2 separate regions of the Homo sapiens genome follow, and region 2 is linked to region 1. A link is an interaction called in ENCODE POLR2A ChIA-PET data of the cell type or tissue named here. Cell type or tissue: OCI-LY7. All regions are shown on one strand. Links, peaks and the distances in the headings refer to the core of each region. The heading gives the core; the rest is flanking DNA.

Region 1 (17,173 bases), core at 4,177-12,176:
TAAGTAATTGAATGTAATTCCATTTCACTGTAACTCTCTTTGGATAAGCATATTCATTATAAATCAATACAAAATTATAGAATTATCACAGAGAAAGCAGTTTCCATTTATGCTGTTCATGCTGAAAATCAGATTTCTCTGTCAAGAAGCTTACTCATAATAGGTCTTTTTAACTTACAAGTCCCTTGCAACAAAAACTCTAACATCGTATGTTTAAATAAAAGTAGGTAGCAGATCAATATAATGTTACATCTCTTGTAATTAGATTAAAATACAATTTCTCCTTTTCCTGGAAACATCTTTTTCTTGTGGAAAATGCTCCCAATTTTAACGTTTTTAAGAGAATAAAAATGTACTCCTTTATTTCCTCAGCAAAAGCAAAATAAATTGTGCAGACTCCAAACTGCATTGAAGCCCCCTGGTCTTTTCTTTCAGGAACCTCTGTAACAGTAACATAAACTCAAGTCCATGGTCCCCGTGATCACATGCTCTCATTGCTCAGGGTCATGGCCTGGACATTAAATATAAGTGTCAGGCAGTCATAAAATCTTAACAATTTCAAAATCTTTAGGGATCAAATATAAAATGACATTATGTTGTGAGGGGACTGAAATCCCATGGCCTGTGGCCATGTCTTAAAGGTGCTTGACAAGCTGGGAAAGAAAAGAAGAAAAACCCAGTCTGCCTTAAAACAAATCATTCCTACATGGAATTTGGTTATAAAAAAGACTTTACATGTCTCATATTTATATTCACTAACGTATCTTTTCATGCAATATATACTTCAAAAAGCAATTTCAGAAATTGTTTAATAATATTTGGGTTTTTTTCCAATTACACAGTGCTCGTAAATGAAAGCAACTCCCATATAACCAAAGCATCTTAGAAAAAGCACGCAGTCCATGCCAAGGATAGAATCAAGCTCTCTCAACTCTATTCAACCTATCACAGCTGTGCTGAAGAAAGAAAACGGGTACCCTAATCACTACAGGGCAAACCCTACAAAGATGGCAGCAACACATTAATGATGCCTACCACATCTCACTCAAGGTCTTAGCACGAATAGGAAGCTTGACAAAAGGCAATGATTTAGAATGCACTCTAATTTTTAAGGAAGTCAGTGTTATGGCCAGGATCAGGAAAAATGAACCCAAGACACATGTTTTCTGAGATTTACAATCAGGTAGAAATAGAGAAGGGCAAGGAAATAATTGTTTAGACTTTTCCATAAAAATATGGAATGGAAGGCTGGGCGCAGTGGCTCACGTCTGTAATCCCAGCACTTTGGGAGGCCGAGGCGGGTGGATCACGAGGTCAGGAGATTGAGACCATTCTGGCTAACACAGTGAAACCCCGTTTCTACTAAAAACACAAAAAAATTAGCCAGGCATGATGGCGTGTGCCTGTAGTCCCAGCTACTCGGGAGGCTGAGGCAGGAGAATGGCGTGAACCCGGGAGGCGGAGCTTGCAGTGAGTGAAGATCACGCCACTGCACTCCAGCCTGGGCGACAGAGCCACACTCCGTCTCAAAAAAAAAAAAAAAGATGGAATGGGAAGGAGACACTACTGCTGACCACTTCATTCACAATTCTGAAAAAAGGACTGACAAGTCTCATGGTTTTCCATTACCATCAAGATCCAGACCCCTCGACGTCTGCTACTACACAGCTGTGCCAAAAGCAAATTCTACCTTGGAGAAAAGGTGGTTTCATGTAAAGACGGTGAAAAGGTGGTTTCACCTAAAGACCATGCCAAGAAAAAGGAGACGTCAAAAGAAAAGAAAAAAGCATTTTGAATTAAACCAAAAAGAATGATTGGTGTCATGAGAAAAATCAGTTTGATGTGTTATTAATAAGTTCATAAAATTGCTACTCACATCAGGAATGATCAGGCATTTGACTCAATAGCATTACTCCCACTTTTCTCATCAAGAAAAAAAAAAGATGCCTTACTATAATAAATCCTATTTCATTAATTCTATGTTAGTCTAGGGCAGTAAGGGTCCTGGAAGTTGGCAGTTGATTGTAATTCCATGTTTTTGAGAAACTTTCAGTAGAAGAGGCTACAAATAGGACATGATGTTCGTTTGTGACGCAGGGGATTCTGTAAAATGACTGCTGTGGAAGGGGGAACAGGGAAAAGTTTGGCAGCATAGCATAATAGATCCAGAGGAGGGTTGCATCTGGCTAGTACAGGCATGGGAGAGCTGACTGCACACATCTCTTTACAACCCCATGACTACACTTCAGTAGCTTGAAATCCATCATAGTCTGTGTATTTACATCAAGGAAGTCAGCAAATGCTACAAATAAGGGCCTTTTATTCAGGAAGTCGCTTGCCAGTATGCCACTGGTTAGTTCCAAAGGACAAATCTCACTGATAGTCTCCTATCAAGAAAATAGAAGTGCTATAATCTACCTCAAAGGATTGATAAGCAAATTAAATAAAGCAAGAGTGCTTATCAGTAGATACACAAGAACTTCGGATAGCAATGACTATGAGTGCTTTTAAGAACTGCCATCAAGCATAGATCTCAGAACCAATCTTAAAGAATTTCACCAATGATGAGGTCTCCCTAATGTGGTCTCAAAACATAGTGATGGTCATCAGGAGGGTAGTAAAGCATGTGGACAAAGCAAGGAAATGAGTGCAGGATGAAGGCGGCTTTCATTCCAAGTCATCTACATGCAAAAGACCTGCTTTAAATCTGATCTTTTTGTGTCTTAGATATTCTAAATATACTGTCATTATGAAGGAAATGGCAACAATACTAGATATTAGTCACTAGTACAGCATCAGAGGTATTAACAACATATCTCTTAGTCAATAACACCACAGGCACAACCCAAATGACAAGTCTACAAAGTACAAGGCAGACTGCAAGATGGAGAAATAGGAGCTTCTTGGAAATAATCACATAATACGGGGGCAACATTCACTGCAAACAGAATTTCAGAAAAAAACATAATTATACAGACATTTTTATGTCCTGCACAAAAATTATCTGTACTTATGTCTATACACACACATTAAGTCCCCTCTGTACAGGCTCAATGGATTATACACAACTGAAACAGCCACCAGTGGCCACAGTCTCCCACTTCTGCCACATGGCATTTTTCAAATTTTGTCTCCCACTTCTGCCACATGGCATTTTTCAAATTTTTTCCTCTCACTGGGTATCCCCTCACATCTATACTTTTGCAACCTTACACTTTCATTCTCATTTCCTTCATGTGGGCCCAAGACAGGTTTTCCCACAGAACATGCAATGGTGCAGAAAATAGGAGGGAAAAGGGTAAATCCAAAAAAAAAAAAAAAATTGACCCCCTCTCACCCCACCTGCAGCCACCTGCACCCACCTGCAGTGACCACTCCAACCCCCCCAACATATAACGTATTGGCCGCCTCCTTTGAAGATGTCTGGGAAGGCCTTGAATTATGAAAAAGAAAGAACACAGTACAGAAGAAGGTATTTTGTCATGCTGAGATCTCATCCATCCATCCACTGTGGAAAAAAAAAAAAAATCACCGGGAGCTTCAAAACTCTCTTCGACCTAACTCTCTGCATCCCTAACCAAATGGCAGGCTGCATCCCTAACCTCTGGTGTTGGGGCTCACGCATCAGTAAGTTTCAGAAGCCAACAAACTGATTCTAATGTGCACCTGGCTAGTTCTTACTCTTCCCTCTGCACTAGTGATTCTCTGCTCTAGCTGCATATTCCAAGATTCCCTTGGGAAGTTTTAAAACATACAGATGCCCAGGCCCTACCCTTAACCCACCAGATTAGAACCTCTGGGGATGGGATCCTAGTATGGAATAGCTTTCCCATAAAATGCCAAACTGAAGTGATGGTTGAAAATGAATGTTCTTCACCTACAGATGTTTGGTTTTGTTTTTGAGAATTTTCGAGAACGTTAAAAATTACTTACATGTTTGCTAAAAAACAGACTTACAGGGGAGAAACTCAGAGACCGTGTTCTTCTCTACTTATTGGCAGGTGTATTAGTTTCCTAGGGCTGCAGTAAGGAAGTAGCACATGCCAGGTGGCTTTTAAGAACAGAAATCTACTCTCTCACAGTTATGGAGGCTGAAATTCCAAAATCAAGTTGTTGGTAGGGCCACGTTCTCTCTGAAGCCTGTAGAGCAGAATCTGTTCCATGCCTTTCTCTGAGTTTCTGGTGGTTCCAATAATCGCTGGTATTCCTTGGCCTGTAAATATATCACTCCAATCTCTGCCTCTGTGACATGGTGCTCTCCCTATGTGTGTGTCTTCTTAGAAGGACACAGCCATATTGGATTAAAGGCCACTCTACTCTAGGATGACCTCATCTTAATTCATTACATTGGCAACAACTCTAATTCCAAATGAGATCACATTCTGAGGTCCCAAAAAGGACATGAATTTTGTGGGGACACTAACCCAGGAACTAACTAGCAGGAAAGGGGGCTGATAGCTACTATGGCCAGAGCATCAGCTGTTCATTGTGAAGAGGTAGCAGATTAAGCAAGTTTCTGGTGATCTTGAAGAAAAGGGGCATGTGAAATACAGCTAGGGTTAAGACAGTTCCTAAGAGATCAAAGTGCAAAGAGATTCCAACCCCTAACAGTTTTATCACCACCAGTGCACTGGAGCCCCACTGCAACTCCTAGCCTCTGAAATATCAAGTTGTGTATGGCTTATAACTTTCAAATCCATATTTATACTGTCAGAGCTACAGCAATGCCCCTAAAAATTCATACGAAAACTCAAAACATTTTCCAATAGATACACTGTCATATACAGGGTTATCACATAATGGCAGTACCATATTCTAATTTGGGGGATACTGTAGAAGAAATAAGCTTTGTGGAATTAACCACACCTCACAGACAGATACATAATCATCAACTATATTTCAGGAGAAAATACATTCTCAATTCCAACTTCATGCTCTAACAAATATCCAACAAAATAGTAAATTCTCCATGGCTTACCAGCTTAGTTGCCCATCTAATGGTTTATGTATTTGATTGTACTCACTATATAGTTAATACAGAACATTTGTTTCCAATTTAAAAAATGAGTATACGCATCATTCTGTCATGCTCAAGAACTTATTTTTGATACACTAAGAGCCCTTAACAGTAACAGCAGCAATCAGCTGGACCACTGCCGAGAGAGGGCAGGCATGCACACACAATGAACACGTGGAGTGAAAATATTTTTCACCAAAATAGTAATTCCATAGGTACAAATTAGTTAGGCCACTGATATTTGTGTCTTCTTCAGCTTCAAGTATCCTATAAAATAATTGACAATATTAACGAGTCTGTATTATTCATTTAAATATTACTTTAAGAGAGATAGGCAACATCATTTGTGGAAGCCACATTTTGTTTCTATATATGCAAATGCACTTGAGGGGGAAAAAGTCTCTCTAAAACATAGGAAATTAGGAGAAACTCCAAGTAATCTAACAGATTTTCACTTATTTCAGCTTTAATATACTTCAAATATTTGATACTCTACAGAAACCACCCACCTCTTCCCTGACACTTTTCAAACTTTAACCACCCACTGTTTTCCTAACTATGTTAAGTTCTCAACATAAATAAGCCAATGGAATCTCCCTTTATAACCAGCTCAGAGAGAAAAAAAATCTCTTCTATTTACTAAGCTGACAGGTACTTTGATCTCTCACAGACTCATTCAGGTAACAATGTACATATGACAGAGTTTAAAGAAAGCAAACTCCTTTGGAAATTTAAAGTGTCTTAGAAGTCATGAACAAATGCAAATAAACTGAAAATGCAAAGGGGCTGTATCTCTATCACTTGCCTTTGCTTACTTTGTTTGACAGCTATGTTTCAAAGTGCAAGCAAGGAAATAAATCCTTCAATTTGGCTGTGATACTTGGAAAGAAGCTTAAAGCAGTTTAATAACAGCAGTAAGATTAAACCATAATTCTACAAAAAAAAAAAAAATCCAAAAGGTGGCAAAAGGAAGTGCCTTTATGCAAATGTCATTGCTTCCCAACTACTTCTATTTTCTAAGGGAAGAAGTCTCTGTTGCTAATCGACTCATAAAGTGTCTGAATATATCTGATGCTCACTACTGCTATAGCTTCAAGGTCATTTTAAGGTTCTTAGTTTCGCTACAAGTGGGTTGTGAACATTAGTGAGTTACACATGTTGGACACTTTGGTTTGTTCAGAGTTAAAAAAAAAAAAAAGAAAATCAGTGAGTAGTCTAAACAGATGCAAGAGTTCTGGCACTCCACTGCATAGGACATAATCATCATTTACTAACATATACTGAGGTAAGAAAGGTACCCAAGGGAATTTAGAACTGTCCAGGTTTATATACTGCCTTTTTATAAACAGTCACTGTCGTAAATATAATGTAGATTATATTGATGAATAAAGTAAATGAAACACATTTGACTGACTGGATGACATTACCAAATGACTGCAGATATAGCTAAATGATGAGCCCAGGTAGATACAAAGGCATCTTAACTTCCTCCGACTTGACAACTGTCAGATAACCACCTCTCTAGAGTCCCCATAACAGGCTGAAAACATTATTTGGTAAAATGCAAACAATTAAATAATTTGGATTTGCTAAGATTTCTCTAGTGAAACAGTTGAGTTTTGGGTACCCTAACTCACAAACTTGACATTATTAATCATCATAATTTATGCCAATTATGGATACAATGTGAAATGTCAATTTCCTATTTTTATTATAAAGATCGATTGCACATGGATTGCAAATTCATTACATGAAAAAATTAACTCAAGATTTTGAAGAAAAAAAAAAAAAACCTTTACCTTGGAGGAAAACTGGGTTCAAAAACTTAGCAATACTTCAAGTACCAAAATATATGTGTAGAAAAATAAAGAGGGATGGAAGAGGAAAAAAATCAGTTATTTCATTTCCAAAAAAGTGAAATATCTGCAAATCAACCTCTTTTTAGTTGCATGCTTCTCTAATAGAACTGTATGTAATTCCTTTATGTAAAGCCTAACTTATATAGTGAAAAAACATCACCTTGTATTATACATTTAAAAATGGTTAAACTAAAATTTTAAGTTGTATTTCACAATTTAAAAAGAAAATTAAAATAGTGATATTTAAGGTTCTTCTATTACAAAATAAGGAAGGAACAGTTTTCATCTTTGTAAGTTACATATGCATGCACATATTTCCATGTTAGATACAGTTACATGACAATATATAATGTTTTAAAAAGGGTTAAAATAGTACATTTCTGTTACATGTATTTTACTATAATTAAAAACAACAAATACCTGATTTGGATTCAAATATCAGTATCATTCACCTTGATTTCTATCCAGGGTAATCTGAAAAACATCGATTCTAACCTTCTGTAATTTGTGTTCTAGAATCTACTTACATCAATCTTTAAATTTTTTGACCACTCTACCTCAGTCCCACAGGAGACCAAAAGGTAGGAAAAAGATTCCAGGGCCCCATTTGTGCTTCAAGTCGATCAGCTAGTCCCACGGTGAAGTCAGGTGCCCTGATACAGCTTTTCAGGTCTTTTCCTGTGTGAATCACCACCTAGAAAAGTCAGGGGCCTGCCTTTGGTTTCTAACAGGAAATGGTGCCACTGAAGTGCAAATTCACACGGTGGGGAAGCTGCAGGGCTGGAGCAACAGCAGAGCAGAAAGAGCCAGCAAGTTAGACAGTGTTTCTCTTAAAAATAGAGTAGAATAAAGAAGCAGAATAGAAAAGAACAATGGGAAAGAGATGCAGAATTAGTTTGACCTAAAATACGAATCAACTGCTTATCAATAAGCCTTAAAAAACAACCTACCTTACAGCTTGCCTGAGAATTTGTGAAGAAATACGAAGGCAATGAGAACTCAAAGTGTAAAGCTACTTCTTTCATATCTCCATGTCTTCTTCTCTAACTGTCTTCTTTTCTCTGTAGTTCTCACACTTCCCCCTCTCCCTTTTTTCATCATCTAATTCTACAGCTCAAAGAAATCCCCCCACTTCGCGATGTCTGTTCATTCAACATGCATACATTTTGTCTTGGGAGCGGGGGGAGAGGGGTAGGTATGAGTGGCATATATAATTGTTTTTAAAATACTAGGGTCTGTTCTATAAATGAAGCAAAAGCAAGCTAAGGAGGAAGACAGAGTATAGTCACCTTTAATAGTAAAACTCAATTAGGCTTTAACAGTAAAACTGAAGATAAAGGTTCCACTCAGGCTATTTATAAATACCCTTAAAACCAAAAACAGTGGTTTCTAATTCTACATGTAGTGACTTGGGCTTCAGATACTTAAGAGTTTAAAGTAGATGGCACATTAAGAAATCAGCAATTGAATCTACAAGATGGAAATACATTTTAAAGTTTTTTGGCCTCTTTTTTCTTTTTTACTTCAAAAACTTTAAAATTTTCCCATAAGAGTTTCAATTGTGACCATACACATTCTTCACATAAAAAGTCAACAAGATGCATTAAAGAGTCTTTTTAATTTAGTTTCAACGTGTGCTTTATTATAACTGTACTACCAATTCCAAATTATTTCATCACGATTACCCACTTTAATCCAAAACAGTATGTCAACAATTATTTCTGTCCCTTGTAAAGAAAGAAGAAGAAAAAAATGAGATATCACTTAACATTGATTGAATTGGCCAATTTAATAGCCATTATATCCATTGCTAGAAAGTGGCAGGAAGAACCTTATTTATAGGTTGCCTCTGGCAATACCAACTATCAGAACTCCTTTGAAAGGCACTTTCCTTTCAAGAGTCAAAAGCACGTTGATAGTCTTTGACCCAGTGATAACATTCCTAGATTAATCCTACAACAACAAAAAAAGGAAAAACTGTAAGTATAAAAAGTGCATGGAAACACGATTTATAATCTAAAAACTGGAAATAATTTATTACGAGGAAATAGCTGATTTAATTATGGTTGAAAACTGTAATGGACTAGCATGCTGCTATTATAAACTACATTTAAGAAAAATGGAAAAAAGAGCTTATTTTGCAATATTAAGTTAAAATGACCTGCGTATGCAGAATAATTAGTAAAGTATACAAAAACTTCTATCAAGTAAATGTGGTGGTTTCACTAGAAATATTTAGCTTAATTTGTATTACTGTCATAATTTCATAACGTTTTTCTAAGTACTTATAGCTACAATATATATACATATTTTATAATCCCTAATATTTTTAAACATTAAAGTAGATTCCAAATGGCAATATTTATTGAAAGACTATAAGGATTAGTAAGGTCATATCTAGAAGTTCTCTTACTATGATAAATATAAGAAACATGGCTCTTATGAGGAAAATGCTTCAAGTTTTAAAATGTTTACATTAGTAAGATTTTATAATGCATCTAGGTGCAGCAGAGAGTTACAATGTGTAAGAGAAGGAAGACAAGGGAATCACATCATTTTATAAGTTTAAATTAATATAAGAAAAAGAGAAAGAATTTTCAATTTTTTTAAAGGGGCATACCTTATATGATCAATTAAAAAGATCTAGAGAAATAGCAGTAAAAACATATGATATTAAAAAAGGTTTGCAGTTATCACTATTAATAGTTAATATTTACCATTGAGTACTAACTTCCAGATGCCCTGCCAGATAGTTTACATAGTTCCCTTTTACATAATTCTCAGTACCACATTACCAAGTAGGTAATTTTGGTAACCGTTTATTTTATAAATGAGGAAAGTGAATCTCAAGTTAAAAACATAACTTGCCCAAAAGATTACATGGAGGATATCTAATCAATAATAAACAGTGGGACTAAGACCAACCAAGTACCGATCCTCTATTGCCTACCATTCCCAAATACCAGTCTTTAAAAAGAAAGGGATTTATAAATCATATAAAACCAGCACTTTTATTTCTATTTCTTCATATAAATGTTCTAGATCTGCTTTTCCTCAGTTGTTTTTTTATCTGTTGTTGAAATGCAGGATTTGTTAAAGTATATGTCAAGAAAATTTCACCATGATTGGTCAACTACTTAGTTTTCAACGTTTCCCATTAAATGTTTCCAAGTAAATTAAAATTTTAAGTTTAAGATCATAAAATTGGTACAGGCATGTTATCTGGTCATATTTCTATTTAAGTCAGACTTAACTACACCAGGAATAATTTGGTAGAATATACTGGATCACATAAATCTTTACGGTTCTCTGTAGTGTTTAAGTCACCAGTGATTTCTAAGGTAAGTATTTAGGAACCCTATTAACGGGTTTAGGCATCCAGGGTACCTAGTATCACTCTTACAGTTTGTTCCCAGGCATTTCTCAACAAGTCTCATTCTATACATCAGGATAAGTCTGGCCCCTAGAAAGGACCTTGCTTTCTAGCATAAATAACACCTAAGGACCTCCTAGGCAGTTAGCTCCCTTCCTAAATCAAATGTTTGGTTCCCTATGAGTTAAGTTTCATAACTTAATCTCCTAAGAACACTGCTTATCAAATCTTACCTCTGACCTATAGTTAAGTGCATATCCAGAGCCAGGCACAAGGAAGCTGAAGTGAAAAAGTATGGAAAGGAAGGAGAGTTGAGGCCACAGGAAGAGCCTGATTCACTCCACAGATGCCTCTAAATTACTTAAAGTTCTGTATTTTCTTATAAGTATATGTGAATTTCCTCCATAAAACTCCACAGTAGATCATTTCATAGCACATTAAAAAATTTTTAAGTGACTATTTGTCTTGAATTATCTGAGAACACTGATAGCCAAATATAAAAGTCAAAATGTCCTTAGAGATTTGAACCTCCAGGCTAAAATAAAAGTCATGGATAGGAATGGAGTGGGAGCATATTTTGTTTTAGCCAGTATGGTAGCCAGGACTCACTAGAAGAAAACAAATGAGAAGATTACCAAAAACAGAGCCCATTGACAATAGAGAGACTACCTCTTTCGGACAAAGCAAAGAACAGTCAGGAAAGAAGCTGTTAGAGAAGAGCAGAGCAGGAGCACACACTCTGCCCAATGTTACACGTTATTGCCTCTCTTTTCCTATTCCTGATTCAGACTCTGTGTCTATTACTGCCAATATATGGTCATTAGACATCAACTTCTTTCATTAGAAAAGAGGATATTTCACCCTACCTTAAGATGGGCCTTAATTAAATTTCTAAATACCTAGATGAAGATGTCTGAACACCTCTACTGTTTCAGAAAAAAACCTTCCTGTCCTTTCCTCCCACGCTCTCTCTCATTTTGGCCCCCATCCAAGAGAAAATAATTATATGGCACAGATAATATTTAAGCCAATTAGTATCACTTCTTAGAAGCCTATAGCAAACAATAAAGGATGCATTTATATGTTAATACAAGCCACAAAAGTAGCATTCTGCCATGTTCCTATTTCATTTCAGGGTGACATTTAAGATAGCATCTTACTTCACAAGATTTAGCTCATTACAATCACAAATTTTGACTCTTGATGTACCCCCTTGACATGAGGAAACTGTCAAGGTAAAGATCTTGACTAATATCAGAGGTAGAAACAAGTGGTTAAACTAAGACTCAAGCTATAATTTCTCTAATCCTAAACTTCATTTTGAACGGCTGCACTATACTGAAGATTATTAAAGTCTACTTCCTACTCTTTATAATATCTACAAGGTACTATATATTTTTAAAATACAAATATGCACAAGGCACTGTGCTATATCTCGAACTACAAAGATTATATAAACAGTCCAAGACTCAGTAGATTCACAGACTCAGCCATTTGCTATTTCTTCTAGATGGAAACCTTCCTTGGACCATCAAAGCCCATCTTTTTGCTCTTTGGAAATTTGGAAATTCTCCATAATGTCTTCCTTGACTAAGTCTCCTCTAGCAATACTATTGACTTTATATGTGATTTAAAATTCATTCATGCAATTTCTTGTGATTGGATGGCTTCATAAATTAGATTTACACTCAACAAACAGACTGTGTCTTCTGCTTTGTTCTGAATTACCAGTTCTACCAACAATATGCTATATGTTGAGTGAAGTAGACAAAATCAGTTTGACAAGGGGGCAATCTCAGGTACACAGAACTAGATAAATCTTAACTCTAGGTTTATGAGAAATTATCATCATGTCTCTTTTATTTTATTTAGAGGAGGTGTATGTTACTGGTAATAACTTAACTCTTTGGTAGGGCACTACTTCAAATTTTAAAAAGATGTGATTTAAATCATTACTATTAAAGAGATGTAATCTTGTACCAAACCAGACTTTTTTTATATGTACCGTTAACATACCGCCTTCTTCCATCTACAAGCAGTGCATTATAAAACAACTCAAATAACTAAAATAGTTAATATCATGATAGATATTCCATGTTGCATAGATTAAAAGATAAAGTTACTTGAAAGATTAAATTAACTTATGATTTAGTGTTCCACGTGATTCTTTTCCAACAAATACAAATCTGAAAAAAAATGTGCTTCTCAATTTTCATTCAGTTATAAATATGTATTTCAAAGATGCAATAGGCTACTCTAAATGTCGGGCTAAGCAACTAATTAGGTCTTCATCTTCCTCTCTCTATTAATTATTTTAGGTAAATAGGAATAATCTCATTTGGGAATTATTATAAGAGAAATTCCTTCACTGAGGTGGGAAGCTAGGCTACACCATGTCCAAAGCCCCACCCAAGGCAGAGTTTCTTAATTAAGAACTCTGTTCACAAGCGTACAGAGGCCTCCTCACACTAATCAAGTTCATCATTTTTCACGTAAAAATCCATGGAATGTTGTTGGTGCACTATAAAAATACAGTTTGGAAAGTGAAAATAAAACCTACGATATGTAGTAGGAGCTTCCAAATCTGTTAGGCACAGACTTGATCATAGGACTCTCCTTAACATTTCTAACAGAAACTGAAGAAGAACTTGTAGTAAACCAATATAATAACTAAGCCTTGTAGAAGGCCTTCAAATACTTTCTTATATGTATCTAGATAATTGCATCTAGATACATTTATGTAGCCGCATAAATGCTTCACAGTGGGAGCTCTCCATAGTCTGGTCTCACTTTACTTTAATTCCTATGTCTTCAGGAAAACCAGCCAAAACCTTACTGAACTGTACATTTCCAAGCTGCTCATTCTTGTATCTGCTACTTGCTCAGGCTATTTTGCCTACAGAACGTGTTCTACTTTCAGTCACTACCTACCCAGCGTTCAGTGTCAACTCAACGCTTGCTTTCTCCATGTATCTTCTCTATGACACATGAGTATTATTCAACCTTAACCATCTTATATACAACCCCATTCTCATGACCCAGGCCTCTCTCTATATTTTCATCTGAACTTTGTAATTTACCACCTGATCATATAACTATCTTAAATACAGATTACCTCTTCCTGAAGTTTTGTATCTACACCTACAGCATTAATTCTACATCTTATACTTCTTCTTTGCTGCTGGCAGTGCTTGGTATTCAGTAAATACTTGATGGCTGACCAATAAAAAGAAAATCACCTCTATACTAATATTTTAATTTTCCAAAAAGTATTTAAAATTTTAAACAGAAATATGTGTTTAATGTTCAATTGCTTTTATTCTTTAAAACTCCATTTCTCTGTATCTACCCTAACAGCTACCTCCACAAACGTCACTTACTAATTTCCTAATAATGCCCCATGGGTGTTATAAAAAATGCCAATTAAATATGCTATTTCTTTTTCTCCATCTTTTCCTCTTGAAATAAAACGTGACATGTACTGTATACAAATTAAAACCAGTGCTGCCTGCCCTTCTTATATAATAAAAACATTAAGAAATGAAAACACCATTGCTTTTATTTCCTCTTAAGAAAAGTACAGGCTAAAACTCTCAGACTCTGCAAAAAGTATAAATAAGAAAGTTGAGATCCCTTGAAGTTCTACAACTAACAGGATACATTGTTACTCTATTTGGTGTATGCCCTTTTATTATACATGCACATACACAAATGTACAAATTCTGAAGCTGATCCTTAAAACCTGGCTCCACACTTCCAACTGGTGTGACCTGGAGTTATTTAGCCCCCTGTTATTTCTGTTAACTAATCTATAAGATAGGGCTAATAATATTTACTCAAAGGAATGTTATAATTAAATGAGATAATCAACATAAAGCACTTAGCCTAGTATCTAACACACAAGTGTTCAACATGTTACTATAGATCCTTGACACAAATGCTATTTTGTAATCTACTTCCTAGATTACTTAATATTTCATAGACAAACTTCCATAGCAAAGAATTCAAAAAGACTTTTGTTTTGAATGGCAGCTTAGTGTTCCTTCTATCAATGTGCCACATTTATGTAACTATCTCCCTATTACACATTTTGATTGCTTCGCAACTTTTAATTATAATAATCTGATGAGAATAATTGTAGCTAAATCTTTACACATACTCATAATTATATTTTTGGAATATATTCCTAGAAGTAAAATTTCTGGGTCATAGGGTAATCAGATTATAAATGGTTAGGCATACAGAAAGTATACATTCACACGTTTCATCAGTGCATATATATGTGTAGTTATTACAGTTTCTTCCATATGGCCATCTTTTTAATCTTACCCAAGCTGAAAGCCAAAAAAAAAAAAAGGCACTGTTTTAATTTATATTTCTTGGACTACCAGTGACATTAAACATCAACTCATCTGTTTACTGGTCATTTACGCATTCACTTTTTTTGTTTTGTTTTGTTTTTGTTTTTTGAGACAGAGTCTCGCTCTGTCACCCAGGCTTTAGTGCAATGACGGGATCTCAGCTCACTGCAACCTCTGCCTCCCAGGTTCAAGCAATTTTCCTGCCTCAGCCTCCCAAGTAGCTGGGATTAGAGGCACCCACCACCATGCCTGGCGAATTTTTTGTATTTTTTTTTTAGTAGAGATGGGTTTTCGCCATGTTGGCCAGGCTGGTCTTGAACTCCTTACCTCAGGTGATTCACCTGCCTTGGCCTCCCAAAGTGCTGGGATTACAGGCATGAGCCACCACACCCGGCCCATTTATGCATTCTCTTGTGAAATCCCAGTTCAAATATTTTCCCATCTTTATATTGGGCAGCTGCTGCCTTACTTTATTTAAGAGGTTTCTTCATGAAAAATATTTTCACTGTCATATATGTTGTAAATGGTTTTTACCACTTTATAGTTCGCCATTTAAACTGACAAAACTTTTATTATAAAAGTGTTTGAAGTAGTCAAATTCCAACTTACAATTTCTAGATTTGGAGTCACCATTCAGAAAGTTCTTCTCTATTCCAGATTTACAAAGATATTCACTTAAATCCTATTTTAGTACCTTTTGTCTATTACTCTGATTCGGGTTTTATGAAGCAAAGTATTAGGGAGATACATCTGAAATCTTAGAGCATTATTTCTGAAAATATCTCAGGTTGGACAAAGCATAATGCCTAGGCAAACTGCTGTATTAAGATGCTATAGAAGAGGATTTGTCTAAGCTTCCAAGGTAGAATACTATAAAAAGGCCCATCATATACACTGGCTTAATAGCTGTCACTATTTTTAGCAATTAATTTTTATCCCAACCCATATACCTCTGTTCTGATTTCCAGGCCTTTTTATCCCATAGCTTACCTCACATCTGTAGTCAAATATTACTTCCTCAAGGGAACACAGCCTCACCAGTTTCCTGTTATATGCTAGCCTAGAATTTTTCCCTTTATTCAACAGCAGCTCTCGGGTGGAAGTGATACATATATACAGTAATCCCTCAGTATTTGCGGTTATTGGTTCTAGGACTCCCACCACAAATCAAAATCCAAAGATGCTTGAGCCCATTATGTAAAACAGTAGCATGTAGTATTTGCATATAACCTATGCATATCCTCCCATATACTTTAAATCATCTCTAGATTACATATAATGCCTAATACAATGCAGATGCTACATACATAGTTGTGCTGTATTTTTAAATTTATGTTGTCTTTCTTTTAATATTTTCAATTTCGGTTGGTGGAATTTGTGGATGAGAAACCCTTGGAAACAGAGGGTTGACTCAATTTATATTAATGTGGTTATCTGCACCACTGCAAGAATGATGATTATTTTTGATCCCCATTGCAGGAGCTGGCATCCAAATAGGTGCTCGATAAATATGTCTCAAAAGAAAGGAGGAAGAAAAATTCATAGTACATTTTTTTGTTTTGTTCTCATTTGTTTGTTTTTAAATGTGATGTCTGAATGAAGCCAAACAAAAAGCTGGTACTACCCAGTTCTTTAGAAGTAATCTTTCTCTCACAAATTTTTAGAAAAGCTGAAGAGAATCATAATCATTCTAAAAATTCATTTCTGAGGGGTTGAAAGGGGAATGAATTTTTCATCCTAAAATGATCTGCTGTCATTTCATATCCTTAAAAATGGGTAAGTATCAGCATCTCTTCAGACGCTCTTCAGTTTTAAATTGTACACAAATTTTTAAAATTTTGATTTCTAAGACTGGTAATTTGAGAGTAACAATTCAAATCTCTATAGGATTTTGCAATTTAGAAAGCTTTTTTACTTTTCTATAAACATTTTATTTACTATTCATAACTTTAATGTGACATGGGAGTTAATAGGGAAGAACCTCATCTTAAATTAACAGGTCTAGTGGTAGAAGGACTTGAACCCAGGATGTCTGACCGGTCCAGTGCACTCATTAACCAGCCAGCCACGGCCACATCCCCAGCTCCTGCCTCAGAATGCTCCTATACACTCCTATCCGCAAGGCCTAGCATTCATCAGCTCCTTGTGAACCATCTGACACCACCCACTCTCTAAGTCTTCACAGATTTTCCTCAGACCATTTCCATACTTTCAACAATGTATCCTCTCCATACTTAAATATTCCATGGCCTATTTTGCATTGCTGGTAAATCTCCTTTTCTCCCACTTGCAGATAAATCCTCTGAAGAGACTCTTAGTTCTTCAAAGAACGACCTTAACTTCCCACGGTACCTAATATAAGAGTTAAAAATTGATTGTTAATAAACTGGAACAGGGAGGCTATGTACCAAAAAAATGAAAAACAAGCTATTTTTAAAGGCCTTGCCTGACACTCACCCAGACTCATTGTCCCCACGCCCACCCACAGGCTCCCAGATCCCCACACAGTGCACGCACAAACACATGAACACCACCAGCAGGAACACAGCATTCCCAAGAAGGT
Region 2 (17,173 bases), core at 3,874-11,873, 53 kb before region 1:
GCCAAATAAAAAGTATCTGAAAGAGGAAGGATTAGGAACAAGTGTGATTGTGAGGCCCTGAAATGTGCAGCCAACATTGGTCATGAAATCTCTGTTCCTTGGGGATTTGTAAGAAAAGGGTAGCCAAGTCTCATTTGAGGACAGCTTGAATGCAGTCCTGACCTCTGTGGCCTCTTGTAGCTCCATGTGCAAAAAGACTCAGCCAAAATTCAATTTTCACTCACTGACACACAAAGTAGTCAATTCCTTACATTTGCCCCCAATCTTCCACAATCCTTTCTCCTGTTCAAGAGACAGCAACCTTAAAGTCTTCTACCCAGCAACGAAACCCAATGACACTGAATTTATATGCCCAGTAATGTGCCGGCACTTTACTCAGGAAACACTGTCAAATGTTAGTTAATATTCCAAAACATGCAGCTGACTTCTAGCTAACTGACTTGTCCATGTTAAAGAAAAATTATAACTAATTTCAGCCACTTAAATATCCCAGACTGAGAAAAAGAAAATGTAAAATGACATGCATTGCATATTGACCTGTAAGTTTTATAACTAAAAATCTTATAAATAGTAACCAAAATGACTTCCAGGATATGCGTAAGGACAATTAAAAATACTCACTTCTGACAAGTTCCTTTGCTTTAAAAAGGCCTCTAATTTTGTTTTCTAATACCTTCCTATGAATGCAAATGTAACACTTCCCAAATCCATAATTAAATGCATCTTTGACTTGGGAATCTGTTTTCCTGGCCCATGAGAAAGAGTTCACAGAAGATGGAGAGTCTGAGCATCAGAGGGGTTTAACCAAGAATGATCCATTAAAATAGGTTTGCACCAGTTACCAAAACTGAGAAAAATGAGTTTGAATCTGTGCAGAGAGGCACAGAAATGCCAAGGTGAAGGAGCCTGCCAAGGCTGGAATACACGGTCACTAAACAAATAACGCATGGTGTATTCAACGCCAGAAGAATACAGTGGATGATGTGTAAATGAGAGTCTAAGGGACCCAGCTCCAAGACAAAGTCAAGATTTTAAAAAAGAAATACCACTCCTGCTGAGACTCTCATCCTTCCGCCAAGGAGGAGTCCATGCCATCACCTTTGTAAGCAAGGCATCTGATATAGATAACCCCATACAACCCTTAAGGTGTATTATTCTTGGTACCAAACATGTGTCATTTTTACAAAACAGTCATCCAGTCATAAGGCAGGTCTGTCTCTTCATCAATAAGCCTCACTTATACAGCATTCTTAGGAATATTGTGTTCTCACGAGTTTCGTTTTCTGGATGGGTGAGGGGTTCTCTCTTTTAATTGCAAATTTAAAAGAGAAAATACTAAGTACTTGGGATGGAAATAATCCTAATATCTTCTACATAGAAGGCAAGGGACATAAGTTAACTTTTTCCTGATGACTCAGACTAATAATTATGAGCATCAGTGACGATGAAATGCTGCATACTGAGATAACTTCAGGGCCCACTGAAGTGTATCGAGGCTCAGTGACCTGAAACTGCTGTGCTTCTTGAGTTCTTGTATCTGCATATTAGAGTCTGTCAGGCTACTACTTCTCAATATGGTCATGTTCTTTTTATAGATGCTCCTTCTGCCCTATGGTGAAACAGAAAGAACACTGAACTTAGAGTGAAGTCAATTTAGGTTATTATTTCTAGCTGAATGATCCTGGATAAGTCACTTAACATCTTTGGGCCCAAGTCAAATGAGGAACTTCAACTATCTCTCAAGGTCCTTTTCTTTGCTCAGATGCTTAATTTACATTTGCTGCTTCTCATCTGTTGTAGACTTTGAAATGAGAAAAATAAGTCAGCTAAATTTGCATAGGAAGTAACATAAAATAGAAATATAAGCACACAACATGCTCTCTTGTAAGTGAAGCATAAATACCTTATGACATCTATTTGTCTTCTCAGAGGCCTTACTTGTGTAATTTGTAGTCACTGGTGGGGTCTCAGACAGCTATGATTTCTGGATAATTATGATTCTATGCATGATATTTCACTATATTTCCATATGCTTCTATTTTACCTAATATTCTCAAGGCAAATCATTATTTGATAATAGCTTTATTTCAAGCCACCGAAGAAGAGAATCTGTGTATCTTTCGTCGTCATCTATGCTTGTCAGCAAACTGCAAAATGAATACTCTCATCTTGGGACTTTGACTTATTCAATGGTTTCAATGACACTGACCACTTAAGAAAGTTTTCTAAAAGATGATGCTTTTGAAAACATAAGACACAGTAGAAATGTAAAGAATATTTTTGCAAACTCCACGAGGAAAGATAATTTATTCGTCTTTTATTTTCTAGAGTCCCTAACACATGATTTGTCTATTACTATCATCATCAGGAACTTAAAAAACCACATCCAAGTCCACTTCTCTTCTCCCTCGACACGTTGATCCCTGAAGTCCAAGTCATGCTCACAGCTGTACTTCCAGCTCTGCACAGATCATCCATCTCCAGCTCCCACCTCTCCCCTGAGTTCTGGATCTCTATTCCCTATCATAACCTCCGTTTGGATTTCCCATAAAGTGTCTAAGAAAGTTTATATTGCCTCCTCATCTCACATCTCTCTCCCTTACCCCATACTTTAAAAAAAAAAAAAAAACCTATAGCAATTATTCGAAAATTCTTCTACTATATTGGAGTGGGAGGAATACTAATCCAAGAGCATGCTGGGTGGGTGCTGCATCAGGAGGGAAGAATATCCAAGAAATATGAATCCATAATTACTGACGGGCCAGAATACAAAAGCTACCTTTTTGGAGGTTCTAAAGCAGCCAATCCTAGGCAATGACTGGATAATCAAAGTTTATACTGCCTGAAGTGAAGTGAACATGTGACTATATAAAAGTAGAGAAAGGGGTTATAAAGCCCATGGGGCTGGGTGTTATCTACAATCCCCTACCATTTATCCCACATCCAAAAGGACTGCTGGCAAACAGGCCCCAGGTAAGCTTCTAAGTTATTCTCTACTGCCTTCAACAGTGTATACCACTGGGATTTTTTACACTTCTTTCCTTCTTCACTTTAGGACATGCCTACAATGAGCTTACCTTGGAAAGGATAAACTCCTTCTTTAGTGACAGAACTCCTTAACATCCTTCAAGCCCTCATTCAAGTGTGGGTCTGCAAAGATTCCTCTACTTCTGCCATGGTAAAAGAGTCATTTCCTCTTACCATGTTCAGATTTTCCACTAGATTAAGAACTCCTCAGGGATGAGCCCTATATAACACTTACCTCTGTCTCCCCAGTCCCTGGGATACTGCTTGGCACCATGCACAACTACAATAAGTATTCAAGACATACATGGAAGAAGTAGTACTTTCACAGCTCTCACTTAACAATAGGCCAAGGCCATTCTCAAAATCTTCTTCATAGGGCTACCATCAAACCTTCCTCTTAATGCAGTACAGAGAGAGAGAAAATGTTTTATGTTTACCTGTTAGATATATACAAACAAGCCTCTTGACCTACCTATCTTTTGTTCTTAACATAGAGACCTCCTTATAATTTTAGACTTCATCTAACCAAAACCTGACAAATCCCACAGTGCTTAGTTAGGTTCAACAAATGCTTGTTGTTTCACCTCCTCATGCCAGTGGTACAAGCAGAGTTATAGGTCCTTAATTTGATATATAGCTGGTGCAATTTTGTATCAAACTAGGTCAATCCATCTTGCACAGTTCATGCTTTATTTCCAGTGTGGCAGAGTGAGAAAACACAGAGGGTAGAATCTGATAAGATGGAGGATTTAAACCATAGCACCAACACTTCCTCCTTGTGTGACCAATTTCTTATCTCTAAAAATGGAGATACTATAATCTACTTAAGTTTTTTATTTATTATTAACCTAATGACAAGACACATAGCAAGGCACTTTATAAATCATAAAGCATTGTACAAGAACTGGTGCTGGTTTTTTTTTTTTTAATCACAATATGTCTTAGTGCAATGATGGCATACTCCAGTTCAGATGTACTGTCTTGATTACCTCAGATCCGACATAGCTGAGAAAACTGCTCTAAGAGTTCTGACTTCCTGGGATCAGTGTCACAGAGGATCTGAGTGAGCTTCCTCGAGCCATTTTGGGCAGGCTGAAGAAGCTTGTTAGTATCTATATGCTTCCAGGTTGGCGGGGCCAGCTTCTGCCAGTTCTACCATATGCCAACTGGCGACATACAGGAGCATGCTAGTGCTACCAGCTCCACATATACACACCCACTTCCACCCCCAAGAGGTACCAGACTGTCGGACAACTTGGCCGCTAGCCTATGAAAATGTGGAAATGCTGAAGAAACATTAGCCAGCAAAGCACATACTGGCAGCTGAATCAAATGTTTAGGTTCTTCAATGTACCCAAATAAATCGTTTGTGTGTTCTAACAAATGTTTTCTTTGGAAAGCATTTTTCAGTGCAGATGCTTCAAAAGTACCCATTTTTAATGGGTTAAATCAAGGGCTCAAAGCAGCAGAAGGGTGGGGAATGTTTTTAAACAAAATTGCATCAGCTGCAAAGAAAAAAAAATGTTAACATTGACTGAGAGAAGGCATCTTTGAAAAACAGAAAAGTTGTCAGTAGTTTTCAAAGTTAAATTTTTATGGATTTTTAAGTGTTAAAATATTGTAAGCACCCAAAAATGAGAAAGTTACTCGAACCTGGCAAGGGACAAAAAACTGTGCTAATTTTAAAAATACATATTGATAAACATGGTTCCGCCAAAAAAATGCAATCAAACAAGGAGTCAAGAAGTTAGGAATTATAAATTAAACTCTTCTTGCCAGAGACTTTTAATAAGCAATTGCAAACACATTTAAGGATTTTTATAATGAGGATAATGGTTTGGGCGACAATCATAATGCAATCCAAAAACATTAACTTCCTTCACAAAATAGACTACATAACCAAACCCCAGACAGAGCTCCTGACATACTGCCAGCCTCTAATGCAGGCACAGTAATACACTGTAAGAGACAGAACAAATGATCCCTGTTCTTAGGCAACAATGAAATGTATATATAATTTATTTCGGCTATATCACTCTTTTCCAGTTTAAGTCCACCTCCATGACAGTATCTTTTTTAAGACAGGAAAAGGTACTAAACCATCAACTATAAAGTTGATACTATGGAGGCCCCTGATTTTAAAAAAGCATGGTGGGTATTTCTCCTGAGGCTCCAAACAAGGAAACTCCATCTTAATAGTGACTAGTTTCATCACCATCAAGAGACCTTATGTAAAACTACTGACGTCAATGAAAATACTACATTCACAATGGTGATATGAACTATGAATAAACAGAGCTAACAGGCTCGGCACAATGGCTCCTGACTGTAATACTACCACTTTGGGAGGCTAAGGCAGAAGGATCATTTGTGACCAGAAGTTCAAGACCACCCTGGGCAACACAGCAAGACCCCATTTCATTTATCAAGAAAGCTAACAGATTTTTTTAAGTGAATTGATCAGATGACTCATAAGGTAAGGGCTTTAAATAGTATTGTTTTCTACTCACAAATTAACCAGCTGTACAATTACACTCATCAAATCAGACTTTGGGTGCTACCGAATCATTAAGTGTTCATTAAATCAAACCAAATGATATGAAATGATGCTCAGGAAAAGAAATGCCAACCTGTAACAAATGCTAAAGACAACCTTAAAATTCTGAAATGCTTTGAGTAAAGGGAGGAAAAAACATAATATACACGAGTATGTAAAATCACAGCAACATGTTAAAAGATTTAAACCACAGACGAAGAATTTAAAGGCTAACATTATGAGTTTTGATTCAGCAGAATAAAGAAACACTGACAATAACAAACATCAACACCTGAAACTTTCCCCATTATCCTAATACATTTTCACTGTAAGTGTTCCATTAAAGAACGTCTTTAAAACAATCTTCAAAGTTCGACTCCCTATAACTAATTCAATTAATAAAATTATCAATACAATTGAATAATAGTTTATAACAGCGTGGTGGTTCCTCAGGCACATATAGCCCATCTTTAATACATATTATGAATAATTTCCTTATGAGACATCTCAGTAATATTGAGTATAACACCAATTGCATTTAAACATAAATGTCATAAGCTGGATGTGAAGGTTGATTCTGGGTTTCTTATAAACCACAAATTTCAGTTTATTTTTATCATCTAGTATGCCTCAGATGGAATTCACAGTAATCACAGCTACAGTGGAGCAACTTCAAACATAAATGAAACAAATAACCGGCAGATCGATACGAGGTGACAGACTCCTGGCTGAAATCTTGCCCCAGCGTGACCCACTACTGCCCTTCTGCACTCTAAAGACTTAATGAATCACCAGAAGCACACTCAAGGTTGTGTGTGTTTTGCCCGTGTGAGAGCTGGATTTATATCAGTACCAAAAAAGGATCATCCCCTGCCATGAGAAAAATACAATAAAGAACACGTTTCTACAAGGTACTGGGCATGATGGTTTCATGCAGCATATGTATCTATCGTATAAACACTTCATCATTTTAAACTGAAACACCAAGAATGACAGAAATCAGAAAGCCTAATGAGGGGATAATTTTAAATGATAAGCAATTTGTAGTAAGTTGTTTCTATATTGGCAAAAGGAAATGGTGCAACAGCAATATACAAAAAGCAGAAATGTAAAACCCATTTAGCTTTCTGAATATGTTTTGCCCCAGGAAATGCATAAAATAACTTTGTTATTTAACACTGCAGATGCACCTGTGGGCACCAAAGTACTCTTAGTTATTTAAAATAATTACCCTGTGGAGAAATCTTAAGGTCTTTAATAAATAAAAATCTGTGCAATAGGGCTCTTACCAATAAAAAGGAAAGCCACAGTGTGAAACAAAATGCCACCAATCTCCCTTAGCGGTAGCTTCCTGCCATTCTGCTCAAAGGTACAGAAATAGTCTGCATGCCTTTATACTAAGTTCAGTATCTGAGTGGCTCTTTGAAAAGGCATCATTGTCCATACATCACCAAAACAGACAGAGAGGGCAAGGACATTTTGACATACTTGCACAGAATCCAGCCCAGCCCTTTTCCAGAATAAGTCCCATTCCACTCTTCACCTTGAATTACAGCAAAACGGAAGATATAATAACCAATTCTCAAAGTGTAGCTCCCTAGAGAAAATGGATAGGTCTCAACTATAGTATGAAAAGGCAGAAAGAAAGATTAACCAACACAAGACATAGAACATCTGCCCAGCAAGACAAGGTAAAACAAAGTCATAGGGAAAACAGGTAAACATAGCACAGGACAAAAAGGAAGTAAAGAAAGAAGAAATGAAAGAAAGAGAAGGAAGAAAACAAGCATGCAAAGGAGGAAAAAGCACTCACTCCTAACATTTACACAGCTTAAAAGCAGAAGGCTTCATGTTACAGGACTTCCAAAAAGTGATTATCAACGAATGGGAGCTCAAAGATGAAATGATAAGACAACAGAAAGATGTCACCAAGCCAATAAAACATACCGGAGACCAAAAATTTATCAACTCAGTACTCGTAAACACAATAAAAACAGCATGGAAAGGAAGAGACATGACTAAAAATAAAGGAATATGACTAAAAATTGAATTAATAATGTAGAAGAAAGGCTTAATTCCAAAGAATACAGAGGAGGAAGACAAATATTCTTTTTTAATGGAGAAAAGATAAGAGGCACAAAGAACAAAGAGAGCCTGAAAATTGCTGATCCTGAAGAACCCAAAAATTGGATAGAAAAATATTTCAAGTAAAAATAGTATAAACTTTCCCTAACACGAAGAACAGATTGAAATAACAGACAGTGTTCCAGGAAAAATTGTTACAGAATGATCCAAAAAAAGTTATATCCTTAAGTCACTGAACTTCAAGACAAAAAAAAAAGAATTCTGCAGGTGTTCAGGCAGAAAAGAGCAATTCACTTATGTGGGGGAACAAAGAAGTCAAACTGGTCTCACCCTTCCATTAGGAACACTCAATGCCAGAAGACAAAGGAGCATCGTCTACAGATTTCTAAGTGCAACTCAAGAATTTCACAAGGCCAAATACCTTTTGACTATAAAAGAAAATATATTTAAAGATGCAAGAAGTCAGGAAATGCAGCATCCACAAGACCTTCATAAAATAAACTCTTTAATAATAAAATCCAGTCAAATGAGTCATTAACAGAGACGCTATGGCAAAAGGATTACTTTGACACTAAAATTCTGAGAAAAAGTGTGATCCGATTACTTTATTAAGTCAATTGGAACTTAGAGTAGAAAAGTAGCTGTTTAATATACTCAAATATAAAATTTCTCAGGGAAAGAAGAATTTGTGATATTTTCTTAAAATTATTTGACAATGAAACCTAGTTGACAAATAACTGCAAATGAAAAGTGATGATAAAGAACCAGGGATTAACATCAAACAGATTTAAATGCAACACTATTATTTGCTGTTTGTTTAGTAGATAAACTCTTTTTAAGAGCACAGTACAGGTTTCTTAATTTTCCAGAGGATCAGGTAGAAAGTTCTACATTAGCAGTTAGCTCGTAAATTTATTAATCCTCAATAAATCAGTAAAAGGGAATCTTAAAACTCAAGAGCAACTTTTATTGTAGCTTTATCACTGTACGTTCCTATTTTTAAAAACTATTATTCCATTAGTAAAAGATGTATGTTCATCTAAAAATCTAACTAAATATTGAGTATGTAATTCAAAAGTAACTTTTTTTGTTGTGCTTCTGCTTTTTTCAGCTCTTTTCTGCCTATAAGGCCAATCTCTGCTCAGCTCGAGAACACTCGTTCTACTGTATAGAATGAGGTATTGTCCAATTCTATAATTACAAATAAAATCCAGTTAGATCTTTAAACTATATGTGTTGTAATTTTGTTTTGTTACAGGCTTAAAAAGATCTCATTTTCCACACCTGATTTTCTTGGTATAATTTCTTACTTCCTTCTTATGTTCAACCCCGCATACACTCAATAATGAAATCTTCATTTTATCTGCCTCCTAAACATGCTCCAAATCTACTCATTTTTTTCCATGTCTACAGCCAAGCTTAGGCACAGCTAAAGACACCATCACCATCAGCCCCTTAATTCTCTTGTCCTACTTTATTTCTCGATCCAGTGCTTTTTATATGCACTCAGAGTTCCTTAAAATGCAAATCTCATCATCTCCATTTCTTTCCGAAAGCTCCTCACAAACACACCTTCTTAGGTTATAAGTCTCATTATACTTTGGGCTCCTCTTCCCTTCAACAGGTATATTTCTCTGAGCACTTTACTCTCAAATCCAATCAGTCTTTCCTCAGTTCTTCAACTGTGCCGTACCTCCTCCTGGCCTATGTTCTTTCTCCACCACTCCTAACCCTCCTTTGGCTTACCTCTAATCATCTGTAGGTCTGTCTCTTTTAGCTTAAGTTTCCTTTGCACTGAAAAATCTTCACAATAGAACCCCAACCCCAACCAAATTTAGGTTGGGCGATCCCGCTATGTGCAGTCACAGAACCACATACTTCCAATCAAAGCTTTCCCACACTGTATGGAGAAGTGCCTTTCTGCCGGTCTGCATTTACTAGTAAACCCCATGCAGGCACACATTACACCCACCGTATTCATGGTTGGAAGCTCAGAAACTGGCATGTGCCTGGCACATAATAAGTCATTAAAAAAAATGTTGAGGAATTAATGAATGGGCCATGACAGAAAGTGTTTTTGTTTTGGGGTTTTTTTTTTCCCCCCACAGCTGGCCCATACATTATAAACCTTATTTTAATCCTCTCTAAAGCAACAAGTATGAAAGTTGTTCTTCACAGCAACTCTCAATACACTCTTGAAAAATAAATAAGTGAAACAGATACAAAAATGGATTTAGGAGCACGCCCCTCTGGAGCACCTCGAAGTTGACAAATGATCATTCCAAGGAACCGGTTGCTCAAGATAGAAATTGAAGTTTCATCATCCTCACACTCTCTCTTTCAGATCACCCTCAACAACAATCATCAGTATCTCTCAGTTCTACCTCAGAAACATGATGAACTTCCCTTTATCTCTATGTCAGGTGTTAACACTCCAAGCCAAGCCAACACCATCTCATGCTGCCCCACAACAGCCTCCCTACTCCAGTTGTTTGCAATTTTCTAATCCATTTTCTATATAGAAGCCCATGTCATCTTTGCAGAACTCTTGATCATGTAACTCTCCTGCTTATAATTTTTTAACGACTACATTTAGAGTGAAGTGAAATAATATCCTCATCACGCTGAAAGAAACTAAGTAGCTGGAGGATGTATGTTAAAGTCAGACTAACAGGCATTTAGGTAAGATGCATTACAAGGAGGATCACTAAGCAATGAGACAGAGTCAATTTTCTAGGAGTAATTTTAAAAATTCTAAATGAGTACACCTACTTAGCATAGTTCAAAACGTTATGAAGTCAAAATTTTTAGAAACACAAGGAGAAAGTGACAGAACCATCATTAGAATCAGAGATTTCAAACAAATCTCTGATGGGAGACTGGCCAAGCAAAAATCAGTAAGGTCGCAGAAATTTTAAGAAAAGTAAGTGAAAGCTTTATCTATTAGGCAAATATACAAGGATGTATACAATAAGAAGACAACATACTTTTTTTTTTTTTTTTTGAGACAGGATCTTACTCTGTCACCCAGATTGGAGTCCGGTGGCATGATCTCGACTCACTGCAATCTCCGCTTCCCAGGCTGAAGCACCTCAGCCTCCTGAATAGCTGGGACTACAGGCATGAGCCACCAACACCCGGCTAGCTTTTGTATTTTTTTTGTAGAGATGGGGTTTCACCATGTTGACCAAGCTGGCCTCGAACTCCTGAGCTCAAAGTGATCTGCTCACCTCAGCCTCCCAGAGCTGGGATTACAGGGATGAGCCACCGTGCCCAGCTAGATAACATACATTCTTTTCAAACACATACAAAGCATTTACAAAAATTACCCTTGAACTACCCCATATAGCAAAGCCACAAAAAATTAGTATCAAACAGACTACACGCTATAAATATAACACAATGAAATTAGAACTGGTAATTTAGTATAGTGGTTTAACATAGAACTCTCAGAAAAAGTTATAATGAAATATATAAAAATGAATAGGATTGAATGACAATACTTCACAACTCATGGGATTCTAGCAAGTTATTTTGTAATATTGACAAATTAATTCTAATGTTTATGTGGAGAGAGGCTAAAGACCTAGAATAGTTAATATAATATTGAAGAAGAACAATGTTGAAGAAATGACATTACCTGACTCCAGGAATTACTATAAAGCTACAGTAATAATCAGGACAGTCTGGTCTTGGCAAAAGAACAAACAAATAGATTAGTGGAACAGAACAGAGTTCAGAAATAGACCCACATAAATATAGTCAACTAATCTTTAACAAAGGTGCGAAGGCAATAAAATGGAGCAAAGATAGTCTTTCCAACAAATGGTGCTGGAACAACTTGACATCCATGTGCAAAAAACTAAATCTAGCCACAGAGCTTATACCCTTTTATACAAATTAACTCCAAACAGATCACAGACCTAAAAGTAAAATGTAAAACTCTAAAACCCTAGAAAACAACTTTAAGAGAAAATCTAGATGATCCTCAGTTCAAAGATGATTTTTTTAGACACAAAACCAAAGACACAATCCATGAAAGACATAACTGATAAGCTGAACTTCATTAAAATGAAAAATTTTTGCTATGTGAAAGACACTGTCAAGAGAATGAAAAGATAAGTAACAGACTGGGGAAAAATATTTGCAAAAGACACATCTGTAAAGACCGTTATCCAAAATATGCAAAGAACGCAAAGTTCAGAAAAAAAAGAGTGTAAAAAAATGTCCCAAAGACCTTAACAGAGACCTCACTGAAAAAGATATAAAGATGGCAAATAAGCATATGAAAAAAATATTCCACATTATATGATATCAGGGAAATGCAAATTAAAGCAACAACGATACAACACCACGCTCAGAATAACCAAAATCCAGAACACTGACAACTCCAAATGTTGGCGAGCATGTGGAGCAACAAGGACTCTCACTCATTGCTGGTGGGAAAGCAAAATGAAACAGCCACTTTGGAAGACAGTTTGTTAGACTCCTAGTTAGTAAACTAACTCTTACCTTAGGATCCACCAATCATTTCTTTTTTTATTTTTTAACCTCCCAAAGTCCAGGTTCCAGGCTTAATGATCTAGTAATCTTACTCTTTGGTATTTAGCCAAATGAGTTGAAAACTTATATATATCTACACAAAAATATGCATACCGATGTTAATAGCAGTGTTACTTACAGTTGCCAAAAGTAGGGACCAACCAAGGTATCCTTCAGTAGGTGAACAGATAAACTGAGACATCCAGACCATGAAATATTCAGTACTAAAAGGAAATGTGTGCTATCAGTCATGAAAAGACATGAAGGAAACTTACATACATATTGCTAAGTGAAAGAAGCAAATCTGAAAAGGCTACACACTATTATAATTCCAACTATGCAATATCCTTGAAAAGTAAAACTATGAAGACAATAAAACAATCAGTGGTTGCCAAGGGTTGGGGAGACAGAGGGATGAACAGGAAGAGCACTGAGGATTTTCATGGCAGTGAAACTGCTTTGTATGAAACTATATCAGAGGATATGTACCATTGTACATTTGTTAAAACCCGTAGAATATACAACACTCAGAGGAAACACTAATATAAACCAGGAACTTTGGGTGATAATGATACCTCAAGGTAGGTTACTCACTCAACTGTAATAAACGTATCATCCTGGTGGGGTATGTTGATAATGGGAGAGGCTACATGTGTGTCGGAGCAGAGGCAATTATGGGAAATTTCTACTTACTCTGCTCAACTTTGCTATGAACCTAACATTTCTTTTAAAAACAGTCTGCTTTTAAACACACACACACACACACACACACACACACACACACACACACACAAATCATGGAATACAGCTAATGCTGTCTGGAGAGAAATTTTTTAATTAAAGATTAATTTTCTCAGCAACTAAATTTAGAAGACAAAGAATATGAGAATAAACTCAGAAATTTTAAGAAAAAGACAAAGCTAACAAAATAGAGAAGAAAGATACAATGGAAATAAACAAAAGGAAATGCTTTGGAAAGACTATGAAATTGTCAAATCCTTGGTAATATTTACCAAATGAAAAAATAATGTAAAAGCAATCAATCATTATGAAATAAACTAAATAAAGCACAAGGGGAGACATAAGTACAGATACAGCGAGGTTAAACATATAATAGACTACTGTGAACATTTTTGTTATGGGCTGAATTTTGTCCCTTCAGAAATTCATATGTTGAAGTCCTAACCTGTAGAGCCTCAGAATATTGAGACTCTATTTAGAGATAGGGACTTCAGAAGAGGTAATTATGATAAAATAAGGTCATATGGGTAGATCCTACTTCAATGGCTGGTGTTCTTATAAGAAGAGGAGATTAGGACACAAAGACACACAGAAAAAAAAGACCACGTGAAGGCACAGGGTGAAGACAGCCATTTCCAAGCCAGAGAGGGGGCCTCAGAAAAAAATCCACCCTGCTGAGACCTTATCTTGGACTTCTAGCCCTCAGAAATGTGAGAAAATAAATTTCGGTTGTTTAAGTCATGAAATCTGTGGTACTGTGTTATGCAGCCCTAGCAAACTAGTACAATCTTACCCTAATGCATTTGAAAGCTTACAATAAACCAAATACAATTTATCAAATCTGACTCAAGAAGAAACTGAAAACCTGGTCTTATTACCATTAAAAATTGAATTTTAAGTTCAAATTTTACCCACAAAAAGCCACTCATCCCAGATAAATGGGTTCTACCAAATCCTTAAAGAGTAGATAATTGTTTATGCACATTCTTCCAAAAGATAGAAAAAGATTCTAACATAGCTACCAAAACCCAGTCAGAATATTTTTTTAAAAGTTACAGCCAATCTCACTTATGAAAATAGATGCAAATATCCTATATAAAATATTACTAAACATATCCCAGTGGGATATAAAATTATCATGATGAAGTTGAATAGAAAAAGCATTAAACATATTTATAAATTCAACAAAACTAAATATTAAATCAAAATAAAAAGTAAAAATCTACCATCTCAGAGAAAATAATTTCTATACATTTAATCAATCCTGAATATCTACCCCATCATCCCTACCAAAAAAGATGACCATTCAATAGAAAAATGGTCAAAAGACAAAAATGATTCCAAAGAAGCTGAAGTCCAAATAATCAATAAACATATGAACCATTAATAACAAAATGCAATTAAAACTACAGTGAGACACTATTTAACGCACACCAGATTGAAAAATCTTCAAATGTCAGCAGACACCCACAGTTAGTACGGACGTGGTAAAATGGGACTATTAAACAGTACTATTTAGGAACTGTTGCAGGCTGGGCACAGTGGCTCACACCTGTAATTCCAGCACTCTGAGAGGCCAAGACAGGAGGATCACTTGAGGCCAGAAGTTCGAAACCAGCCTGGGCAACGTGGCAAAACCTTGTCTCTATAAAAAATACAAAAATTAGCCGGGCGTGGTGATGCCTGCCTGAAGTCCCAGCTACTTGGGATATGGAGGCAGGAGGATTGCTTGAGCCAGGGCAGTTGAGGCTACAGTGAGCTGTGTTTGTGTCACTGCACTCCAGCCTGGGAGACAAAGACCCTGTCTCAGAAACAAACAAACAAACAAACAAAAAACTATTGCAACTACATGGGAAAACAATTGGACATTATCCAGGAGAGTTGAAAATTTCTCTACAATCCAGCAATTCTACTTCTGGGTATATATTCCAGAGAAAATCTTCTATATTTGTACCAGGACACATTTAAACGACTCTTCATAGCAGGTTTAAGATAGCAAAAAGCTTAAAAGAATAGGAATGTCCATTGCTGAAAAATGGATAAATTATGGTGTAGTCATAAAATAGAATTCTATTCATTTGTGGAAATAAATAATCTTACCTATACGCATCAATGTGAATGAATATCAAAAACAACAATGTCAAGTAAAAAAAGCAGATCATAAAAATATAAACAGTATGGTACTATTCATATGTCTCAAAACAAACAAAAGTAAATGATACATAGTTTGAACATGTACTTATATATGATGAAAAGAAAGGAAATTATAATACAAAATTCAGGATAAATGGTTATGTGTGAGACTGCTACTGTCTGAATGTGTCCCTCCAAAATTCGTGTTGAATCCTAATCTCCACTGCAGTGGTAATAAGAGGCGGTGCCTTTTAGGAGGTGATTTACGAAGCTGCCTTGTCCCTTCTGCCAAGAGAAAATGCAGCTAAGAGTAACCCCTGGCCAGACACTGAATCTGCTGGAGAGTTCATCTCGGACTTCCCAGCTTCCAAACTCTGAGCAATACATTTCTAGTATTTATAAATTACTCAGTCTAAGGTATTTTGTTACAGCAGCCCAGACAGGCTAAGAAAGGGACTAAAAGGGGTCTTGAAAAAAAATACTGGAAACAATCTACTTTTTTAAGTTAGGTTTCTCTGTTATCATGGCTTACAACTTACACAGTCAATACATATATATTCTTTTTTATCTTTCAAATACTTAATAAATTATCTCCCCTGTGCTTTGTTGACTAGAGTGATTAATTCTTTTAATTGGTTAAACAAGAACTTTCAAAGTCTGATTTTGAAAAACATTAACTTCATTGACTAGGATTTGCTTTATTAAGGTGATATGCTCATCACACAACAGAAGCAGTTATTTTATTTTTAAGGCATGAATAGAAACTTAATTTGCAATACAAAAAGCACAAGGAAAAGTGGTTAAGAAAATCCTCAGAACACTCAACAAACTAAAAGAAATGAAGGAGGAGGAGGAGGTTCCATTTTGGGGATTTTCTTGGTCCCATATGCATTGAAAGGTAAATGTACACTTAGGCAAAGACAATTGTCAGAAAGGATATCTTCCATTATTGAAAGGTAAACGTACACTTAGGCAAAGACAACTGTCAGAAAGGATATCTTCCATCATTGAAAGGTAAATGTACACTTAGGCAAAGACAACTGTCAGAAAGGATATCTTCCATTAAAAAATAAAAAAGAAATCTTGTTGCTAGATGCCTTATTATAAAATTGTTGGGTTATCACAAATGTGTAGATTTATAATCATAAATACACTTGGTATAGGAAAAAAACACTCTTCATATTTGTTACTATATTTAGCAATAGCCTAAGCAGTACATTCAGAGCATTTTTACCAAGATATCAGCCTAGCCATGGAGAGTAACTGCTTAGGAAAATCCCTCTCTTGCCATTTTTCTCATAGTTAAGTCCTGTAAACCAGACCCTTTCCCTCATCTACCACATACTGGAAAACTCTATCTTAATAAAAGAAATGTTCAGTATTTCAGGTTTTCTGTCACCCACTTTTCATTTATTTCAGGATTTCATTTTTCTTTCTTCTGTCACATATAATCATACTCTTTAACACTTTTTTTCCAAAAAAAAAAGAAAAAAAAGTAAAATTCATTCTCATTTTTCTCTCATTCTCCTTCTTTTGCTCTTACTCACATTTCATTCATCCTCTTGTTCAAATATTCATTGAAAAGATCTCTATAAGGCAGCTTAATACTTATCCAGTATGAGGCTCGCACCCTGTCCCTGTCTACCATCACTCCTCTCACCAAGGAATCCCTTTATCTTTGTTCCTGGAAGTTCAAGTGTACAGGGTTTCCTAGTCCTGTACTATGGCTCAACCAGAACGCCAGGCAACCAACCCTGGCACAGTCTAAGACTTAACATGCGATTAAAAAGCCACTTGCTTTCCAGCCCTGCTGTACAGAAGCTGCCCTATGCCACCACCTTTCTTGGTGCCAGCATGATTCAACTTAGTGATGTCAGCACGGACCTTTCACTACCCATCCCATTCTTCTCTCCAGTATCAGTGCCTTCTGGTTCGTGAACCTCTGTCTGAATTAACTACATTCCTGCTTATCGGGTGTTCTCCAGCACCGTGTCCTCCCAGTTACTGCCTGCCAATCTTGCCTCTAACTTACTCCCAGCCTTTATATTATTCATTCATATTCTGCATACAAACTATTGCTATCATTCTTGCTCATAACTTTGCTCTAAA

What was found. ChIA-PET counts read pairs that join two places held together with the same protein. Peaks named below come from ENCODE experiments on the same cell type or tissue, not always from the same donor. Only the 100,000 strongest peaks of a DNase experiment are listed, where the experiment ranks them.
Region 2: POLR2A ChIA-PET joins it to region 1 with 17 read pairs; 6 of 35 experiments call an interaction of 5 or more read pairs at or near these places.

Annotation. Positions count from the first base shown.
Region 1 is chr13:74,019,363-74,036,535 of GRCh38, forward strand. The region is part of intron 1 of KLF12 (KLF transcription factor 12); the gene reads right to left. Among named protein-coding and RNA genes, the nearest start is that of KLF12, 110 kb to the right of the region's middle. RefSeq lists enhancers at 7,441-7,520, 16,350-17,173. In OCI-LY7, for the core only: no CTCF peak of the experiment used is centred there; a DNase peak (open chromatin) is centred at 7,609; H3K4me3 peaks cover 2,874 bases; H3K27ac peaks cover 1,827 bases.
Region 2 is chr13:73,966,417-73,983,589 of GRCh38, forward strand. All of the region lies in intron 2 of KLF12 (KLF transcription factor 12), which reads right to left. Among named protein-coding and RNA genes, the nearest start is that of KLF12, 160 kb to the right of the region's middle. In OCI-LY7, for the core only: no CTCF peak of the experiment used is centred there; DNase peaks (open chromatin) are centred at 5,275, 6,421, 6,935, 10,035 and 1 weaker place; H3K4me3 peaks cover 4,761 bases; H3K27ac peaks cover 7,785 bases.